2 separate regions of the Homo sapiens genome follow, and region 1 is linked to region 2. Evidence: read pairs that join two places in POLR2A ChIA-PET (ENCODE). Cell type or tissue: PC-9. All regions are shown on one strand. Links, peaks and the distances in the headings refer to the core of each region. The heading gives the core; the rest is flanking DNA. Region 1 overlaps MAML2 (mastermind like transcriptional coactivator 2). Region 2 overlaps MAML2 (mastermind like transcriptional coactivator 2).

The links. ChIA-PET counts read pairs that join two places held together with the same protein. Peaks named below come from ENCODE experiments on the same cell type or tissue, not always from the same donor. Only the 100,000 strongest peaks of a DNase experiment are listed, where the experiment ranks them.
Region 1: POLR2A ChIA-PET joins it to region 2 with 8 read pairs; 4 of 35 experiments call an interaction of 5 or more read pairs at or near these places.

The regions. Positions count from the first base shown.
Region 1 is chr11:96,079,498-96,090,985 of GRCh38, forward strand. All of the region lies in intron 2 of MAML2 (mastermind like transcriptional coactivator 2), which reads right to left. Among named protein-coding and RNA genes, the nearest start is that of MTMR2, 160 kb to the left of the region's middle. In PC-9, for the core only: no CTCF peak of the experiment used is centred there; no DNase peak of the experiment used is centred there; H3K27ac peaks cover 322 bases.
Region 2 is chr11:96,273,672-96,285,159 of GRCh38, forward strand. The region is part of intron 1 of MAML2 (mastermind like transcriptional coactivator 2); the gene reads right to left. Among named protein-coding and RNA genes, the nearest start is that of MIR1260B, 62 kb to the right of the region's middle. RefSeq lists an enhancer at 6,051-6,110. In PC-9, for the core only: no CTCF peak of the experiment used is centred there; DNase peaks (open chromatin) are centred at 4,930 and 6,050; H3K27ac peaks cover 5,090 bases.

The DNA of each region.
Region 1 (11,488 bases), core at 1,659-9,658, 190 kb before region 2:
TAACCTTAAGCAAATTACTAAGCCACTCCACTCTCAACCTCTTCATCTGCAAAGAGGAGAAAATTATTTCTATTTCCTAGAAATGTCATGGAGAAAGCACTTGGCATATAGTAGGTGCTCAACAAATGAGGCTTACCTCCTTATCCCTTCTTTGCATACTCTGTGGCACCAAAGACACCTAGGAAGCTTCTAACACTTTCCCCTTCACACGCCCTTGGTCAGGAAGCGACCATCAGATGAAATGCAACAAAATGAGAGAGTAAACAAACAAATAGAGAGACAAAAGGGATCCAGAAACAGGGAACCTGATCAAGGAAAGGAGTGAAGAGACTCTAAATATGGTGGCAGGAAGTCGTAGGACGACAGCTGTATCAGCAGGCCTAGGGAACACCCATTAAGGCTGTGGCTGGGCACAGAGGGCTGCTGTGGAGATGAGATGTATCAGTGTGGAAAACATATTGAGAAATGTTTCACAGAGCTGTTAGATGGTATGAGATGACAGCCAGAGATGTAAGGAAACTTCACAAATGAAAGAAAAGTTAGGTATATGACCCCTGGATAAGAATTATAATTACAGTGTACTGCTTATCTCAGCAGTAAATACTATTTATCCCTTCATAAATTCTGAAAACACTTATCTAAATTTTTTATCTGACTATATTGTGGCTAAAGGGAAGAGGAAGAAAGGGTTGAAAATAGAACTAAAATCTTCATCTACTATAATAAGATGTAATGGATACGGCCTAAAGTTAATAAATCAAGAGGTATCAGGTATGGATGCATTTAGGCACATAATGGTAAATACCAGGAGAAGCAACTAAAAATGATGAAAGTGGTTTCCTCCTGAGACTGAAAAGAGTGAGGGAAAAGGGGCCAGGGAATAGCTTTTGCATTTTAATATGATTTGTCTTTTCAAACTATATTTACGTGTTACTTTGATAAAGGTAAGACTCAAATTTAAACATGAAGACAGTAATTGCATTTTGGAATCATAAAATTCAAAATAATAGAATAAAATTGTAACAAAGGCAGTGAGCAAGGCCTGATGAGTCAAGGTAAAATCCTTAGCAGCAAGTTTGGGTCCAGACTTCTTGTGTTACGTCTCTCATTCCCATGCTCTTCCTACCACACAGCATACCCCAGTTATTACATTTCTCATGCAGTTGGCATGGTTTGCCACATATAGGCAATGATTAAGTATTTGCCGAATGATAAATAACTACACCAATTGCTGAATTGTTTTTTCTTCATGGTGATTTTGAATGAGTTTCGTCTGGGAAGTGCAGGCGTCATACCTGGAGTTCATAGTTTTGTTCTATCTGAAGGAGTAAGATTATCACATATTGAAAGGTTTCAGAAAGCTGGCCCTGAAACCTGAACCTGATTCTGAGGTAGACACTCCTCAGGTCTAATCCATTTTACATAATGCATGGGTTTGCCAGAGACTCGTTTGAGAAAACTGTTATTTGAGTGAGGCAATATAATGGGCATTTTAATTATGCATTCCTATAAGGTCTGTATGCCCTCTTCATGGGTTAAGCTACAACACTGGTTTGCAAACTAAGTCCTGAAGGAACTTAAAGTTCTGGGAGGTGCCTTAGGAAAATCCTGAAAAGGCAGGGGGTGAGGGAGTGGGGAGGAGGATAAGGGATGAAAGACGTGTTCTTGCTAAAAGAAAGTGTGAAAACTATTGAAATACATCTTCCGAAAACATTATACCTATAACCACATTATCTCAGCTTCCTGGAGGAAAGCCTTTACTGAATTAAAGTATAATACTGAATTAAAGCATAATATTCATTATGAATATGAATATTTATAATATTCATATAAGATTTTATAATGCAGCTTAAAAACAGAAACATCAAAGTCAACAGTGTCATGGTGTCTTTCCAAAATTCCCAGTGGAAGATGTCCATCAAGTTACCTAATTCCCCTGATGATAAATGTACCTTTGAATTTATTTCCAGGAAAAATTTGCCTCCATTTAATGAATGTGTATGGTTTTCATATATTTAAAAAAAAAACTTCTGTATTCCCACATTCTTCCTTTTGACCTTAGTTGCTTGGAAACTCAGAGTTAAATGAGGGCTCAGTTTTGAAAATCACCCATTGCAAGTTTCTACTAATATTTAATTTGTATTATTTTATCGGAGGGTGCTTATTTGCAATGAGAAGCAAACTAACGTTTGTCAATTGCCTTCAAGGCGCAGGCCCTGTGTTCGTTGTATATCTCATGGGTTATTTCATGCACCATGGAAAATTTTCAACAATCCTGAAAAACAGGTATTGTCATTGTCATTTTACAGATGACACAGCTTAGTTTCAGGGAATTTAAGTAAGTTGGCCAGAGTCACATGGACATGAAGATATTTGCAACAGTTTTGAAGTAATATATAAATTCTCAATAATGTATATTTTATATTAAAATTCATATAAAATTATTCAAACCCATTTCATTTTCGTTGATTTCAAGATTATACAGCCTACATATACACACACCCCCATCGCATAACTTCTTTTCTTTCTTTCCTTTGTCCTGCCTTTTTTTCTTTGCCTGTATATTGACACTTTCTCTCAGGCACTGTGTTTGCCCTTGGTGGTACAAAGATCAATTACATACAGACATGGTTTCCAGGAGCTTGAAGTCTAGTAGATGGGTTAAGGTATGGACTTAACTACAATTCAAGGTAGAAAGCAATGAATGTAATGAGAGATGCAAAATGCTTTGTGAGTTCAGAGAGGGGAAAAAGCAATGTCATGGTCCCAGCCCTCCAGGAGTTCACAGTTCGGTGGACCAGAGACCTAAACGAAATTATAATACAGTATGGTAAGAACTATACTGAAAGGTTTGCACTGTGCTGTGGGTACTAGAGGGAGAAGAAACTAACTTTGTTTCATGAAAAGGAGTGATTATAGCAACATGGACACTCAGGGAAGGGGATGGAGAGAGTGAAGGGCTGGGGTTCCAAGATACCAGCAGAACTGCCTAACAAAGTGGACAGGATGTTACAGCCAGTAGGGATCAGACAGTGGTAGGGCAAAAGGCATTCATAGGGAGGAGAGCTGACGCTGTGAGGTCGAGCCCCAGGAAATGATTGTATCTGGGGTAAAGCTGCAATTCCAGGAAGGAGGTCTGGCAAAAGCAATAGAGATAACTAGAACGCCAGTTACTGGCCTCATCCCTAAGGAGTATGGAGCAAGGCAGAATTGCTTAGACACGCTGTCCAACTACCATCTGGAGGGACAAGGTAGCTGGAAAGAAGGAGGTAAAAAGGAGAATTACAGTATCAAAGCACGAAGGCAGCAGCAGTGGAGGCAGAGACGTGGATGGTCATGCAGTGGTGTCGGCAGTAGCACCTGGGAAGGGAGAGAGGAAGTATGCTGACTGCAACGGTTCTAAGCCTGGTTCAAAACGGGGCTCAAAGGGGTACAAGAGTTAATGAAAGTCATTTTTGAAGAATGCTGGGGTTTGAACATGATTGAAGATAGAAAGGAGAGAGTAAAGATGTAAGATACAATGATTGATGGAATACATCTCCTGGAGCAAGAGCTGAAGTTCAATGTTGGCCTCTGAGAAGTGGCACGTGGGGTGCAAGGGAGAAAATGAGACAGAGGATGGGTGAATTCTTGACATTCTGATGTCGGTAGGAGCTGCCCCCCTCCAGTGTGTTCTTTATCCTGCTACTAGAGTGACTTTTCTACAAAGCAATTTTGATTCACTGACATTCAATGCATTTGAATTAAGTGATTACCTTTTGCCAGGTACAAGTTATATTTCTGCTTATAAACTACCTGTGCAGTTTTTTTCATGACTTTCCATTGCCTTCAGGATGAGAGAAAAAAAGTCACTTGGAGTATCCTCAGTGAAACTCTCTTACTTTACTTTTATCCGTATGATTTCCCCAGCATATAGGCCAGTCCAGCCCCCATCAATAGGGCCTCTTCAGAATCACATCTCATAGATTTGATCCATGGGGCAGCTGAGAGGGAATTCTCTGCTTTCCAGCTCTGACTAGAACTGGAAGGACTAGGACTCAAACTAAGACTAGGTCCATGGGCAAATGTTGTTTAGAGAGCAGACTTGGTATGGAGGAAGGTGGAAGTGCTAGCTCCTGTTCCTAACTTCTGTTGGGGGAGGGGATGGGCTCTTAAAGCCCCAGAACAGAAGAAAGGACGATAAGTCAATGGTATAATTTATTTGTCCACATGTTCAACAACTAAGTTTTGGGTCCCTGCAACATAGTAGATGTGTTAGGGGTTGGAATACAGTGGTGAATAAGACAGATGCCACCCCTGTATTCAACTAGCTTGCAGTGTAGTTGGGGGAGATTCACAAGAACAAAGATATATGAGAGGTAATCCATGCTCAAAGAGAAGAAGCAGAGGGAGCTACCAGACCATATAGGATGGGAGCTAATCCATATTAGGAGACCAGGGAAACCTTCTGGGGGAAATGAAGTCTTAGCTGAGACTGAAGAAAATTTAGGATTAGGTTAGCCAAGCTGAGTAGATCAGAAGTGTTCCAGGCAGAAGGAACAGCGTATTTGAAGACCTGGGGGTGAGAGAAAGCATGACACTTCTCAGGAACTGGAGGACATTTATTATGAAGGTTGCTAAGTGTAGAGTGTATATGAGTTTGGGGAGAGGATGGGTGAATGGGTAGGAGTCAAGGGAAGAGAAAGGCTGGGAATGAAAACCAATGACTTTGGAGACTTCGGCAGGATTCAGATCATACAGGGCTTTATAAGCTGCCTATGGAGTTGGACTTTCTCCTGAGAAAATGAAGGCCATTTAAAGGTTTTATGCAGGTGATGACATGATCAAATTCCTATTTTAGAATGCTCACTCTGGTTTCATGTTGGCAAGACTGGAAGGAGGCAGGCCAGTTAGCAAGCATGAGAGGCAAGCAGGAACAATGGTCAGAAGCTGTTCTGGATATGTTTTATCCAAGGGCATGTCCATCCAGAGACTGGGGGATGTGGAGATGGGCTGGCCAGCTTATTAGCCTCATGCCTCTTCCCAGCATGGGAACATCCCTTCACCACTGTTGCCAATAATAACTCCAGCGGCTACATGTCCCCACCCTTCCACCTTTCAAGGCCTGCGATGAAACAGTCTTAAGTCAGTCAGGGCAAAGAGGCTGGTTCAAAATTGGTCTGCAGGGAAAGGGTCAAAGAAGAGAGAGTACAGCCAAGGGGAGAAAGAACTGGACAAAGACTCAGAGTCACACAGTAGAGACGTGAGCCAAAGACCAGAAAGTGCGATACACACACTCCTGTGCTCACCCACACAGACCTGTGGACTACCAAGCAGGACCCAGTAAGCTCCCTGTTTATGAAATTCATGTTTCATAAAGGTGGAGCTGAACTTAAGAGCCCGTGAAAAGCAAACTGTGGAAAATGCTAGTGGTTAAGGGTGGAGAGAACTCACAGTAGAATGAAGGGGAAACAGGTCAACCACCCCTGTTCTTTCATCATCGAGGATCTTGAAAACTTGATTTAGCAGGATGCACAGGGAAGCAGTCATTGGCTTCCCTCTATTATGTTCAACTTAATTTATTGCTTGGAGAATTAGGCACCACTTTATTGTTCAGATTCATTGCATCAAATGCAAACATTCAGCCAGAGTTCTCTAATTAGTATCCAGAGAGCTGCCTAGGCTATGCGTATGTGTGTGTGTGTGTGTTTAAGTTTGGTTTCTCCTGCTTGAGACACAATGTAAAAGGGTTAAGATGATTCACTGACATTACACTTCTCTGATCCTACTAGTCTAAACATTTGTACGGTCTTCTGTTTGAAACCCAGAACTCCTTATAGTAAACACCTTCTGAATCTCAAGTCTTTGTGCCTAACTTTAATTAACCATTAATGTGCAAATTTACTGATTAGTGAACTGGCTAAATGGGTTTTTGCCTCCTTTGGATTTCACAAAAAGAACCACCACCCCCTTCTACCAAACTGATAACAACTGACATCTGATTAGAAAAGGCAAAACTAATTAGAATGAGTGCAAAGGGGATTGTTTGAGTCACCTACATTAATGCACATTACAGTTAAATATCTGTCAGATTTTCCATTAACCCTCTTGCATTTCCATCTCCAGGTTCAAATCTATTTCTTAACCCTACACCCCTTCTTTCCCTAGTTGGAAACTTGGTATTCAACAGGCTAACTTACCCACTAATGCTTTAAATGCACAGCTCTTATTGATGGATGTGACACACAGACAAAGACCTTGGAATGAGAATAATAGAAGCCATTCCCCTAACTGTGGAGTTGAACCGTATGTATTATGATCCCAAGGCTAACATGTTCTTCTTGTTATTGTGTTCATTTCTTTATGGAGGGAAAGAGGAGTTAATTGTTGCCTTACACAAATTCACTCCATTGTGCTCTGAGCTATTACATACTAGGATAACAAAATAAAATAGAAAATAAAGTAGAATATCCAGCAAAGAGAGTTCTATTCTGTGAAAGGTTAAAAAACATGTTTAAAATGAAATTTGTTGACTTAGGGGAAATGCCCACATGATTTTTGCTCACTTCTTATATAGAATGGATTGTTAAGGATTGAGAAAACGTAATGTAATTACTCAATGGGAATTCACAAAGTAATAAGGACAGATACCTCCTTCAGATCAAAAGCTCAGCCAGGGAAGGAACCATGTTTTCCTGATCTTTGAGATTATATGAGTATGAAGGGGGTCATTTAATCTTTTAATCCCCAGTTCCTGGCACATTGTAGGTGCTCAATACATTTTCATCATATGAACGAATGAAGGCAAGAATTATGGTTTCATCCCATTGTGAAACTCTAACAGTAATCCTGAAAAGATTCTTAAATTTGAATGGATGATGTTAAAGAGAAAGAGAATGAATGAATTTTCTTTATTATGTAAAATACCTAACAAAACTCCAGAAATGTTTGCTTTAAAAATTAAACTGCATTCTCACTTCCTTGTGTTTTTTTTTTCCCATTTTAATCTGGGAACAGAGGTACCAAGAAGCCCAGCAGCAAATCAGCCTAGCAATAGAAACAAGAATATGCCTGCAATATGATGAAAATAGCTCAATTTGAAAACAATCTGATTGTTTAATTTTTTAAAAACTCTGAAAATTTTACACTTCCATTACTGCACCACAATTTCTTATTTGATCTCAGGTGTAGCATCAGTAATCCAGAACTGTGCTTGGCAAATAGCAGGCACACAATAAATATGTTTTTAAACAAGTGAATAGAAGCTTAGCTAGAGCTAAGAATGGAGCAATATTCAGTAAGCTCATGGCTCCTGGTAGGCATATCAGGAAACTGAGAGATCTGTGGATTCAGATAAGGCAAGGTCAGTGTGAATTTGACTAAAGATCCCTCCCTACATTCGAATTGACCTAAATTTTTCCCGAGGTGGTGATTTTGCCTGGGACTGTAGAAAACAGTGAAATTTCAAACATATATCATAAAGAAGGCCCTGACAGCACAACCCAAACCACCTCTACCTATTTCCTTAATTTAGGCAGCATAGTAATTATGAGCCCTGACTGTAAAATCAGGCCAATTACTAACCATAACCCTGAGCAAGTGATTTGATCTTTCTGAGCATCAGTGTCCTCACCTGTGAAAAACGGTTGATTATAGCTACCATTTGAGTTATTCGTATATGGCACAAAGTTAGTGCTAATGTTAAAACCAACCAACCAACAGAATAACGACAGAAGAACAAAAAAGACACCAAGTTCCTCCTGCTAATTTTCCAATTATGATTCTTCAATACTAATTATATCAACATATGTATCTGGAAATTCACTCTACATTCTAGTCAAGCACTAGTTTCACGGAGTATTAAAGACAAATTTTTCTTTCCTTTGTAACTTAAAAGATAAATGGTGAAATATCAAAAATAAAATGAAAATGTAAACATAATGCTCCTGGCCTCCCACAGACAACCCACAGTATGTCTGTATCAACCTTGTTCCCTTTTGCCAAGAGTCAGCCAAGGTGAGTTATAAAGAAATCATCAAATGGTGAAGAGTCACTTGCAGTGATCACCTACCATCTCTCGAGTCTCTATCCCATCTTCACTATAGATTTCATGTCATTATATTTACCCTTGACCGCAGGTATGTCACCATTTTTTTAGCCTCCTTCTTTGTTCTGAATATACTGACAAATTTTGTTTCTCAGCTTTTTTAGGACTTTGGCTTGGTTTTACTTTGGCCCTCCAGGCTCCTGACTTCCTCTAACCTATTCTAGCCTATGAACCCAAACTCTGGCACCAGCCTAATTGGGTTACCCTTCAGGCAACCTCTAGGATCCAGCAAAGGAGTGGCTTGGATATCATACTATTGCAAAACACCAAATTCATGATTATTTTCCCATTGGAAAAGGCGTTTCCAGCTGATACAAGATTTCTATTTCTTCTCTGGCCCTTTCATTGGACAATTATAAGGATTTAGAGGTATTGTCAGCATATGAAAGTTACATTGATTTCCCCACTGCCACCCAGGCCAATTTGGAAACAATTTTCTGTGTGTTCATCCTTAAGATTAGATATATACAATACTACCTTAAAGAAGTGGGGCAGAGAACATTAGGAGATGTGCCTGATTTACACCAAGGGTTGATATGGTGTAGAGAAGGATAAACTTGGCTAGGAAGAGAGAGTAGGGTGAGGTTATTAATATATGATTGAGGAACTTGGCTTTAAACTAAGGAGGCAATGTACAAATTTATGTTTCAGTCATAACAAACCATCCATTCACTGGCTGCCTTCCCTCCAAGAAGTTTTAGATATGGGAGAATTCTAAGCCAAATATAGAATCCACTTGAGTTGCATGGATCCAATGTTAGAAAAAAATTCACACTTTTAAGTGACTGATTATATAGCTCTGAAAAAGATCACTTTTTGGTTCAAGAGGTAAGCACTTTTGGCTTAAACCCTCATGAGCCCTGATCAGCCAATAACTCTTTCACAACTTAAGTAAGTGCTCACTGACTTGAAGATAAATCAGAAATGCATTCATTGCATCCCCGTCTTGCCCTATCCCATAATCCTCAAATCAGGAAGGGAAGAAAATTATAGCCAAGAGGTATCTCCATGTGCCAAGCTACAAATATTAGCAAGACAAGAGTCTGCTATAGACATTTTGTAAAACACCAAATAGCATTTGTTTTCCCCATCTCTGGAGAAGAGGTTACTTAAAACCACCCCAAACATGGAGCAATAAGGATTTATTAAACAATTTTATTATGCTGCATCCATCTCTCAGGCATCATTTACCTGTAGGAAAATAGAGGTAGGTACACAGTAAAAGAGAAGGGGCACAGGAATTGCCCACATTCAGTCTCTAGCTGCAAATATGGATCTGTCTGGGTTCAGAGTTCCGACAGGTAAAGGGAAGGTCACCTTGCATATCTATGAGGTGAACTGCAAGCAACTGATCAACAAATTTAGTCTACCAATTTGTAGCAGAGAACCAAGATTTTCATCAGGCTAAAGAGCTTCAAGTAACAAATCCCACAGTAAATCGTCCTGTTTGACACAAAGTGAGTATGACAAGCAGAAAAAAAAAATACATGACTAGTGTTTTCCTTTAAGATGTTTCAGTTGATAAATTTAAGAGTTGCTTAACTCCAAATCCCCCACCCTACCCATGACTTTGGTCATCGGTAACAGAGATTTAGCTGTTCTGGAATGAGAACAGACATTTGTACTGTCTATTATAGATGGAAGAGTTAAAACTACTCTGAGTTGAGAATACATGCCAACACACTGGATGAGACAACGAGAATCAGAAGAACCTTAGAAGTATGTATATCAAATACAAGTTGCTTCCCAAAATTAACATCTTGAGAAGGAGCTCACTTTCTTTAACTGCCTTCAGAGAAAGCTCACACACCACACTTGCAATGCAGCCTTGTCACATCATAGTTACCCCTTGGTTTTGACCCAAAGCAGCATTACCTGACTTGACTGTTTGCAAAAATTGCCCTGATAGGATGAATGTTACTGTGTTGGTAATAATCTACCAAATGTGCTATAAGCCCTAGAGACAATCCCCAGAGAAAATTCTATAGCTGTATTGAACAATAGCATCATTATCAGAATGTGTATACTTCCCTCCTAAATGTGAATGCTTTCCAAAGGGCAATACTTACTTGACTACACAGCTGAAGTATACTTGCTTAAAACTCAGCCACATGATTTTGGGATCATATGTTATAGAATTATTGATCTGGAAGGGACAATGTGGTTCAGTCTATAAAGCTGGGATAAAGCTTTAAATGGGTGGCTACTCCCTGTATCGAAGAGAGGCCCTTAACTTGAAATACTGCCACATTTCCACCACTTTTTAAGGGCCTTTTGGAAGAGATGAAAATTACCTCTGTATCATATATGTCATATGCCCTAGGAGAATGTAAAAAATTATCTAAGGCATTGGAACATGTTTGTTGATTTGGCCGTCAGCACCAGAGCTATTGAACCTCTCTGTGCCTCAATTCTCTTACTCGTAACATGGAAATAATGGCATTTCCCTCATACGGATGAAATGAGATGCCACAAGTAAGGGAGGCAGAAGTCATGCCGGTTATAAATGCTAACTCATTGCTATCTCATTATTTATAATTTCCATTTTTATGGTCAGAAGTCTGGGCCTAGAAAGGGTAAACTGCAATACACTCAAGCTGCTGGATAGTGAAAAATTAGAGATAATTCTCTTTTATTTATTTCCCCGATACTGGTTATGTTAGAACTTGGGATTTACTCCAATGCCTCTCCTATAAAATAGCAGTGCTTTTTTAAAAATAACATTTTGGTGATTTATGGCTCTTTCCATAATCATTATAGTAATCAACTTATTCTAGACTCTGGACTGAGAATTACCTCATTTTATTTTCAATACACTCCTAGGAGATTTTCTTTTCACTCCTATTGATAGGTGAGGAAATAGGCTTAGAGAAGTTCAGTGAGTCCCTTGAGGTGACACAGCTAAGACTGTCAGAGTAAGAATTTGAACCTACATTCATCCAAATCAAAGTGCCTGCATATAGCATTAGAAAATAGTTCTACGACTTGTTTTTAAATGCTCCCAAAATTCCCTGGGTTAAAAAAGGAATTTTGTAAAAAAACATATGTGTGTATATATATGTCTGTACTCCAAGTCCATTCTCCAAAATCTATAATTTTTTAAAAACACACTTCTTAAGTAGAAAAGGGCTGAAAGCTGTGCTTAGTGCATAACTTTTGAATCCTCTTTGAGTCTGGTGTTCTCTTGGCCAACAACTAGGGCAAAGGTTAGCTTGGACAGAGTTTGTGGTGTTTGTGGCATTCTTTTCTGGGCAATAGCCACGAAAACTACTCTAGGAATGTTATTGGAATTAGGATCTGCACCATCGCACTGTCCTGAGATAATTTTTTGACATATAATGTGCTATCTTTGTGCTTAGATAGATAACGCAGACCTGTCAAATTACACGCACAAAGCTATAT
Region 2 (11,488 bases), core at 1,880-9,879:
AGCTATTTTATGACTGTGGGACTCAGTTTTCTCATCTGCAAAATGGGGGTGATACTCCCTAAATTATTGAGATTTAAATAAGACAATTTGTAGGATGCCTGGTATATAACAAGTAAGGAGATAGCCAGCCTCCATATCAAATTTGTGATATAAGGCAAGATGCTTGCCTTTCCCAGGCCTTCATTTTTCATATATCAAATGGAGATTTAAAACTTTTCATTTACTAAACTCTTTGGATTGTTGCAGGGGTCAAATCCTTATTTTTACATTTTTACAACATGTAATTCCCATTCATTATAAGATAGTATCATCCTGTTATCCTGTCTCCTTTCTTAGTTGCAGTCTCTCTTGGTATTTTCATTTATTCCTAGTTCTTTTTCTTGTTTCTTTTTCTTTTTCCTTTTCCTTTTTTTTTTTTTTTTTTTTTTTTAGAAGGAGTCTCGCTCTGTAGCTCAGGCTGGAGTGCAGCGGCGCCATCTTGGCTCACTGCAAGCTCCGCCTCGCGGGTTCACGCCATTTTCCTGCGTGAGCCTTTCTGCTAGCTGGGACCACAGGAGCCCGCTACCACGCCCTGCTAATTTTTTTGTATTTTTAGTAGAGACGGGGTTTCACGTGTTAGCCAGGATGGTCTCGATCTCCTGACCTTGTGATCGGCCCACCTCGGCCTTCCAAAGTACTGGGAATACAGGCGTGAGCCACCGCACCTGGCCCCTACTTTTATAAAGGATTTCTCATCTTTTTCTTTATAGACATCTTTACACGTCTCTTTCTCTCTACTATAGCTTTCCTGTTGTTGTATTTTTGTTTCTCTGTTAACTATAAAGTTTTAGAGTATTTCTTTTATTTGTCCTTATTCCTTATGAATTATGTAGTTATTTCTATTATGAAAACTTTAAAAACCAGAAATATTAAATTAGGTATTAATTAATGTTTAATTATAGGTTTAGTTAAACCTATTAATTAATTAAACTATTACTAATGAAAAGGCTAGCAATGTGGAATTGCATTGGAAAAATAAAACATAAGTTGAAACAGATGCTGCTCATGAGCTATATAGCTCATATGTCTAACTCTTTTATATCTGGATTAGATGTTTAATTTGGAAAAAAATGCATTCTTTTTGTAAATATTCAAATATTGCTAAAAGGTCTAAGAAGAAAATAAATATCACCTGAATCTAATACCCTAGAGATCACTACTGTAAATAGTTTGATGAACTTGTCATGAATCTCAATGTATATATGTGCATATTAGATATGTATAATTTCACATAAATGGGCTCATTTATACATATTTTAAAGTCTACTTATTCACTTAATTTATTGTTGCACTAATTCCATGTTAATGTATATGTATTGTATCTCAATTTTAATGGCTGCATAATATTCCATTGTATAGATGTATCATAATATATTTAATAAATTCCCTATGGGTGGACATTTAGGTTACTTGCCCCTTTCTGCTATAATAAAAATGCTGCAGAGAATAACCTTTGTGCCCAGATCCCTTTAGAATAATGGCTAAAAATATAATTAATGAATGAGTTCTTAAACATATCCTAACTTTTGCATTTTCTTCTTTATCCAAACACTAAGGAATTTTTTTTTTTTTTTTTTTTTTTTTTGAGACAGAGTCTCGCTCTGTCACCCAGGCTGGAGTGCAGTGGCGTGATCTCTGCTCACTGCAAGCTCTGCCTCCTGAGTTCACACCATTCTTCTGCCTCAGCCTCCCGAGTAGCTGGGACTATAGGCACCCGCCACTACGCCTAGCTAATTTTTGTATTTTTAGTAGAGATGGCCGTGTTAGCCAGGATGGTCTTGGTCTCCTGACCTCGTGATCCACCCGCCTTGACCTCCCAAAGTGCTGGGATTACAGGCATGAGCCACCACACCCGGCCAGAATTTTTCTTTCTTTTTGTACAACTCAGACCATGTGACAACTTAAAGTGAAATTCAACATCAGTGCTGTTGTAGGTAAAACTGCCTGAAGCAGGACACTTGAGAAGTGTAGAAAGCTTTGTTTTTCCATTAATTTTCCCTAAGTTAAACATTCCTACCATAGAAATAATAGCACATATAAAAATATTTCCTTATCCTACAAATCAATAAAAATAAAGACTCTTCAGCTGGTCTCTATGTCTGTTTTAACTTACCTACCTAATTATATCTATTATAATTAGCCATATCATCAATGTCGTTAGCTCTTCACTATGGGTAAGAGCTAAATATTTTAACCCATAGAAGGTCCTACTTCCAAGCTCCAGGAACTTACATTCCTTCATCAAGAGGGTTTTAGAACGACTGGAAAATGTCTAGCATGGTGAGTAGGCTAAGTAAGAATGTTCTAGCCAGGAAGATAGCAGGGAAATCAGTTTTCCCTCACATGCTTGTGCCTGAGGGGATTTTGCTATCTCATGTCCATGAAAACAGGTACAGAATCTATAATTCTCAAGAAAGGAAAAAGGTAAAATAATATCAAAGCAGCTACCGGTTTCCTGGTCCATTCTCTACTTCTAGAGAAAGCAGTAACTGACAGAATAATATAATGTCAGAGACTTTTGTTTCCTTTTTCTCCTTCAAATGGATCCACTTTACTGAGAGGAAGGCTATGCACATTCACTCTTGCTGACTGATAACTCTGAACTGTGCTGTTACACCCTTGCCATCTCTCTCTCTTGGAAAAGATGGTTTTCTGCCTATAGAGAGGACAGGAAGAACAATTTCTTATCCTTGTCAGTGCCCAACACATTTTAAACTTAATCCTAAAATCTAAAACAGCAAAGTCACAGAGGACCGCATTTAAGGAAAGAAAAGTCCTTGTCTGTCTTTGAACAGAGCACCCTCAAAAGCTGAGAGTGACACCTTAGGGTCATGCCAGCCTGTACCGACAACCATAGTTCCAAGGCCAAGTTTAGGCCAAAGAAGATTTTATAATTGAGGCAGAGCATAAGAACTAGCTTTTTGGATCCACGTAGTTAAATGGATCCACACATTGAAATGGCAATGTCTGTGCCTTTAAAACACCAATCAGGTCGAAGTGGCTTGCGAAAAGGCTACTAAAAAACAGAAGAGGAAAAAAATGTGGTTAGCTCCCCATTTTCATAATTATTTCTCCCATTTCCTCCTCTCCATAGCTTCTCAGACCCAAAAAAAAAAAAAAAAAAAAAGCTTTTAATCCTTGCTCTGTGCAGTTATAGTGGAAACCTAAAGGAAACCTAAATCTGGATAGTACTATGATAAATATTGTAAGATTTATGCACTCATCCCACTGATATTTATCAAGTGTTTAGCTCATACGTGCAAGGTACTATCTAAAGCCGAGTGCGGCAGGCCTCTGTACACAGAGCAGGATTCATGCTCTGTAAAAACTCACAGCATGAAAGATAAGCTCAGATATTTATGATACAAGGCAATATATTTAAAGTGTCAGTTCAGTGCCATACTCAGTATAAAAAAGAGAGGAGTCACCCACGGAATGTGTTGAGAAAAGGCATGTAGAGGATACACCATTTTTACCAGGCCAGGAACTATAGCAAACTTAGGACTTCTGTATCTCGATTTTTTTTTCTTTTATTGATACATAATATTTTACATCTTTATGAGATGCATGAGTGTTTGTTACACGCACAGAATGAGAGATGATCAAGTCAGGGTATTTGGGGTATCTGTCACCTCGAGTATTTACCATTTGTATCTGTGGGTATCACTTCATGTCTTCTCTTCCATTACTTTGAAATATACAAAATATTGTTGCTAAGTACAATCACTGTATTCTACTATCAAATATTAGAACTTACTGTCCAGGCGCGGTGGCTCACGCCTGTAATCCCAGCTCTTTGGGAGGGCCGAGGCAGGTGGATCACCTGAGATCAGGAGTTTGAGACCAGCCTGGCCAACATGGTGAAACACCGTCTCTGCTAAAAATACAAAAATTAGCAGGGCGTGGTAGCAAGCGCCTGTAATCCCAGCTATCTGGGAGGCTGAGGCAGGAGAATCGCTTGTGGTTGCAGTGAGCCGAGATCATGCCACTGCACTCCAGCCTGGGCAACAGACACTCTGCCTCAAAAAAAAAAAAAAAAAAAAATTAGAACTTTCTAAAATAATTTAAAATGGAATAAAAGATATCTTAGAAGAATTAAATCCTGAAGTACTAATTTAGTATCCTGAAAAAGTTAATAAGGTAAACAAAATAAATGGCCTGGCACATAGTAGGTGCTCTAGAACTGCTAAAACCCTTCTGTGGGAACTTTTTTTTTTTTTTTTCCATTCTCCAGGGCAGTGATTCTCAAGCTAGATACACAACAGAATCATCTGGAGGACTTGTTAAAACAGAATGCTAAGCCCCATCCCCAGTCTCCAATTCTGTGGATCTGGGGCAGAGTCCAGTAATTTGCATGTGTGATGCCGCTGCTGCTGCTGTTCTTGGAAGCACACCTTGAGAACCACTGCCTGGGGAACAGCTTAGCTGCTATGAGAATCTGATTCTGTGTTCATATTCCGTATCACAGATAGCTCTTGGCTTTTCAATTGTGGTTTCTTTTTTTAATGTCTTACTAAGGGGGAAAAAAAGGAACGCCACTTTATATAAACCTGACCTTTTGGTAAGCCTGGGTAGTAACTTCCCATGTGGAGTAAATTAATCTCTTTCATGCATGCCTCGTGCTCTGGAAAAAGTAAAACAGATTGTGTTAGACATTTACCAAGTACTTTTTCTGTTGGTGGTCACTGCCCTAAGCCTATCAGAACTGGTTTCTACCCTTAAGAAGCTTACAATGTAGTAAGGCGGACATCCCAACAAACCAGACATTGGAGTTCATTGTGTGAGGTGCTATGATGGATTATAAGACATTATGATTGACTGAGTATTATGAAGGGGTGAAGCAAACTCAAGCTGGCAAATTAGGGAGGAGGTAGATCACACAGGCTTTCCTAATGGGATTACTTATGACTCATTGAGTAGTGAAAGATGAATAGGACTTTACTAAACAGAAACTGGAAGGGCTTTCTGGGCTAAGGGAACAGCACAGAAGCATCAAATACACTTTACCTTTCTAGGGCTGCCAGTAGTTTAATTCAGCAATACCACATCACAAAGGTCTTTGTGTGCTTTGCTAATGAGTTTGAACTTTATCATAAAAGCATTTTACAAAGATCACACTGGCAGCTGCATTTTGGAAGGGATTTGCCTAGAGGTAGGATAACTGCGGGGGGTATGTCTATAGCAATAAAAGTGAGAAAATATGAGATCTGAAGGAGCTAACATTGTGGCAGTGGCAGTGGGTATAAAGGAGAAGGGAGGACTAGAAGAGATATTTAAGATGCAAACAATGTAGGAACTGGGTGATTATAGAACTGAAAAGTGAGTGAGAGGGAGGAATCCATGAGAACTCACATATTTCTGGTTAGGATAAAAGACTGATTGACTGACATGAAGACTACAAGAGAAAAAAACAGACTTGGAGTTGAAACTTCAGTTTAGGACACTGAAACTGAATGATGTGTCATTCAAGTGGAAAGGCCATTAGGCAGTTAGATATGTAGGCTTAGAGCACAGGAGAAAGGTCTTAAAACCCTGGGCTTATGGGACGTTACCACGGAGACTGCACAGAGTGAGAAGATCCATTTTAAAGCTGATGATGAATAATATTTTCGTTATAAGGAGAGAAGCAATGTTAGGGGTGTCTTCCCATTGCTGGAGTGGGTCATTTGCAGTATGCAGTGCATAAACTCACAGGCTGTCCTTATGATGACCTTTTGTTCATTCTTACATTCAGTATACAGATGAACAAAGGAAGTATTTTATGTCTTGTAAATTACAAGGGACTATGCAGTATGTAAGGGAAGATACAGGAGAGTAAGGGAAGGAGAAAGAGGGTGACTAACAAGCTTCTCAGAGATTAGCCAAGAACTATGGCATTGAATCTAGGTCTCTCCTGTCCTCAATTTGACACTCTCCACTCCCCTGACATGTTTTGTATTAAAATATATTTTTCTTTTTATGAACATGTCATACCTATGGCTCACCTGTGTCCTTGCTAACCTACAGGTTTGGACAATCTGGAATTGGCAGCATGCATGACTGTGGAGCTTTAAAGCCACCCTCCTGAGAGAAGAGCAGCTGACTCATGTACCTCACCATGCAGATGAGGGTGTGTTATAACCCACAGTGTGTCTGTGTCCCTGGATGAACTGAGCACTTTATAATGGAGTTTTTCTGCATCTCAAAAAGAAGTCACAGATTAAATGGTAACTGCAAGAGCTCATTTCTCTATTTGAGTGAGTGCTTTATCAAAAAAATATTTTATTCCTGCTGCTTTACCACAGGGTCAATTCAAGTCTAAATGAATCTGGCATGTATAAAATATATTTTTATATAGCTCCATATAGAGATATAGCTCTACACAGCCATTAACAGACTCACACACAATCATTCTTTTATTCCAGGTGTGAACTGCTATGCTATTTCACCCAGTTCAAACACAGGTCATTGGCTTTCAAACTAATTTTGGAAAGCAGACACTGTGTAGTTGGTAGGTGGAATAAAATGAAAACAAAAAATTAATATGCATGGCAGTTTAACTAGCTGTGTATCTCTCATGGAAAGGGGGTAATAGTCTAAAATTATTTACTCATTTTTTTTTAAAGTCTTTAAAAGAAGGCAATGAATTGCCAGTAATTTCCCCACCTTAACTCATGGTAATTTGTTTCCTGCTGGGTGAAAACGCAGGGATCTTGAAACTGTTAATGAACTTTCTTTCTCCTGATCTGTACAATGTCAAATTCATTTCTTTTTTTCTTACTTCAGGTTTTACTATTCTGTTTTGTTTGTTCCATTTTTGTATTTTTTCCTGAGGTCAGGGATGATTCTATGGAAGCATGAAAATTTGTAGTTGAAAGGGATCTTAGAACTTCAGCAAGATTTGTGATAGATGGTCAAGTGGGTCTGGGCTCGCACCCTCCCTAAGGTGAAAGACTCACTGCCTTACCCCACAGCTATTTCACTACTTACAGACTACCACACAATAGCCAGGGTGCTGCCCTATTTGCAACATGAACTGGAACATTATATTGGGACATAATGATGAGTGGTAGCTAAAAGTCCTTTCCCTCTGGTGTTGTTATTTGGTTAAATTGATTTACATAATGTTATTCTGTGGTATAAACCTTTCTCATTTATCTCATATATATCCCATTTTAAGCTATAAGCTCCCAGAGGGGTAGGTACTTCATCATTACTTCTGTACTCAAGTATTTTGCATATCTTTGATACAAAGTAAGAACAATGTATATGTATATCAGTTTAACTCTCAGATGAATGAACTAATAAAACTTGTAACAGTATTTTCCAATGTAGTGAGTACATTAAGCATCATTAATATTAAAATGCAAATTAATGCATTATTTGCAAGTTTTCAAATCATGTGTACTTAAGAATTTTCTTTTAAAATGTATCAAAAGACTGAACATTCAAGCTGATTATCATAAAAAGTGTATGTATGGGGGTAATATTCAAAATATTTAACAACCCAGAAGAACATGGGAGCTGTAATTCCCACAAATCACCATGTGAAGGTGATTCCAGGGAAGAGTCAGTCAACAGAGAATAGCCACTGATGGAAGGGAAGTGGGGTCTGGTGGCAGGTGATGGATAGATCACTAAACATTTGTCCAAGAGAGTGCTAGTGTTGCCGCTAGGGGTGAATATTTCTGTTGGGGTCCAGGTCTGCTCTGGCTGGGGAGGTGTGGGGAAGCAAGCAGGAATGGGGCTGCAAAAGGCTGGCTAGGGTAGCCCACAGTGGTATCTGCCCAGGAATCCCTGGGGTCTGGGCAGGGTAGTGGGAGGCACTGGTTGAGGGAAAAGGAATAATAGTTTTTTTCCCTGTTTGTCAGCTGAGTTAGCAGCCCTGGTTTTGAGAAATATTAAAATATGCCTTTGATTTTTGGGGATATCAATGAGTTTTGCAATGAAGTAGAGGGGATCACCAGTTTAAGACTTACTGATCAGTATGGGCAACATGGCAAAATCCCACCTCTACAAAAAAATTAAAAATTTGCTGGATGTGGCAGCATGCACCTGTAATCCCAGCTACTCAGGAGGCAGAAGTGGGAGGATCACTGGAGCCAGGGAGGTCAAAGCTACAGTGGGCTCTGATTGTGCCACTGTACTCCAGCGTGGGTGGCAGAGCAAGACCTGTCTCAAAACAAAACAAAAAACAACAAAAACAAAAAAGACCTGATCTACTGAGCAAACAAACTACCATCACAAATAAATCAGAACTTGAAAAATAATGACTGTAGGCCAGGCGCGGTGGCTCATGCCTGTAATCCCAGCACTTTGGGAGGCCGAGGCAGGCGGATCACGAGGTCAGGAGATTGAGACTATCCTGGCTAACATGGTGAAACCCCATCTCTACTAAAAATACAAAAAATTAGCTGGGCGTGGTGGCGGGCCCCTGTAGTCCAAGCTACTCGGGAGGCTGAGGCAGGAGAATGGCGTGAACCCGGGAGACGGAGCTTTTAGTGAGCGGAGATCAAGTCACTGCACTCCAACCTGGGCGACAGAGCAAGACTCCATCTCAAAAAAAAAATAATAATAATAATAATAATAATGACTGCATGTATGTACTTGGCATGATCATTATGAAGGCATTCTTCACTGTACAAGAAGAGTCACAATGAAATTCTTTTAGCTCAAGCAATTTGAGTGGATTTAAATTATTTTTCAGTAAGGAACTTGGTTTCAGATACAACTTTTCAAGAATATAGCTACTGAGTAGAACAAAGTATGCTGATGTCCACTCTCCAGGTCTTCAAAATCAAAGCAGAATTGAAATCTGCGGCAATTTTTCTAATTTTTTAGTTTTATCTTGAAGCTGTTTGTTTAAATTATCTCTCCATCTTACTGTTAGATTAGAAGACATACTTTTTGCCAGAAATACTCACTTCAATTGCACAGGAAAAAGTGAGGTTTCTTGATTCAAATTAGATAGAAAATTCTGTTTTGACAATATAGCCAAGGTCAGATATGATTTCCCTACAATCTCTAATCATGTTGAATTTTATAATACAAGTTTAAATGACCTCAAAAAATTTGTACTACATTTCAGAGGCAACTGTAACTTCCTTCATGAACATTAGCAAATAATCTTCAAAAATTGGAATGTGACCTCAGTCATCCTCCTCCTTCTCCCTTCCCCTTTTCACTTCAACCTTAATGTACACACTTGCAAATTTTCTTCCACTTATATTTTCCTTTAAAGGCCACTTTCTAGCAGACAATTCAACTAACTGCTGTATTTTTCCATATATGATGCCAGGGAATAGAAACAAGTGAGATAGTTTCTTATATGATATAATTGTTTCCATTAAAAACTCAGGAAAGCAGGAACCAATCCATCAACAAGGGCGAATGAAAGATCGTGTAATCCACAAACTTTAACTTTTGATCACTTATAAAATTTAAAACTAAACAAGCCATAAACTAAAGTGATGTTAACTGTCAAGGTGTGGGGGTTTTTCTTTTTCATTCACTGCAGACCTGTTAAACTTTGTGCTCTCTACAGACCTTGCTGTCCACACCAAAAATGCAATTACAGTTCTCCTTGTCTATTTTAATCTCACATTAGTTTATTAACCAGAAATTAAGTAAGGGCACTCACTCTTTAGCACATTTTTTTGTAGATGTGTGAGTTTAATACTGTTTTCTACAACGTTTATTAGAACACTTGACATGGGAAATAGAAGAATATCAAGAAACCATGAGATGCCATTATACCAACAAAAACAAAATGCAGGCTTTGTGTGCTACAATCTTTTTCTCCAAAAGTGAAAATAAACACTAATGAATGATTCCTTTTGCCTTGAAGAACTAAAAATTTCTTAGTTGAAGTATCTAACTGGAGAAATCTTTAAACATGTGAGAAATGTATCTGGGGCCTACAATTTAAAGAGAAGAGGAACACATTAAGTCATGAACCCACTAGACCAACCAACATTTGTCCTCTACGTTCTGAAGTCCAGCTGGATTCACAAGGGTCGCTGATCATTCCTCATTGAGCTATTATATGCTAGTGATTCACTCCTGCTTTCTTTTACATTTTCGACCTCTTCCTCTCTACTTGCTGATTTACCTCTGCTTTATAAAAGTGGTTATTTTAACCTAGAAAACAAAAATTTGAGATTTTTTGGTCTCTAACTTTCTTCTAATGGACGACTTTCTTCTATATACCATATATAAGTTATTTCCACTTCCTCATCTCCTACTTAATCCACAATTGTCTTCCTTTTTCAAAACTTTACTGAAAGTACTTATCATTTTGCCCTCTAGATAATCAACTATATCCTTCTATCAAACTTTTCTTTCAGTTCTCATCCTCTTACATCTTTCTGCTGCATTTGAGACTATATAATATCACTTCCATTCTTAAAACTCCTTTCTCCCTTGCCAACTGGCTGAAGGAAAGTCGTTTCTCCACTCATACACTCAAAATGTAGCCATTTCTTGATGTGTACCACTTTCAATTTGTCTGTTTAGCAAGATCTTCCACTCCCACAAATTTCTTCCTCAAAGACATATGTGTAATTTCAAAATCACTGTTCCTGAATATGAATCCTCTCCAGAGGTGCAGGTCCATATTTTCAACCACCCAATAAACACTTCCATTTGGATATTTTATCTCCTAATATCTCTAACAACATAGTCCGTATCAAACTTATCACCATCTTCAGCCTGTTTTTCTTCTGTTGCTTTTGCTTCTTTTAATGGTTTCATCTTTCCAAGTTAACAATAGTTTCTTCTCATTGGTTCTCAACACTGAATTGATAAGCTCTTTTCCACAGGTGAGATTTGGAAACCTAACAGTGAATCTGCAATTCTTCTTTATGATTGCAATACTGGGTTTTGAGGTGTCAACATCAGTCTGATGGTGCTAAAGTAACTGTGACACCATTTGGTTTGGCTTACAAATAGTTTCTGAGCTCCTACTGTGTAAGACCAGAACTCTGCTAGCAAAACACCATTAGTTTTTCAGGAATATTAGCAACCGCAGTTTAGAATTGATGAAAGAAAAATATGAATTTGGATCAATGTCTTATCTTTCTTACAAAATCTCCATAAATATTCCTCTCCCATGAAGAATCAGTCTCTTCAGTTACTCTAACTCATCACTCTATAATAATATTTACTCAGAACCTGTAATGTGCTGAACATTCTAATCACTTTAGAAATGTTTTATATGGTAATCCTCTTCACTATCCTATGAAGTACTCATCATTGATTGTTGAATTGTGCCGTATATGGCTGGATGGAGTTGTGCAGTGCATAGTCTATGCAACCATATCTCTTGCCCCAATAAGACCCATTTCACAGTTGAAGATACTGAGCCACAGAGAAAGGTTAAGGAACTTGTCCAAAGTCACACAGCTACTAAGTCAGGATTGAGTGAGTATTCAAACCATGAAAACCAACATTTTGACATGACTCTCTTCTC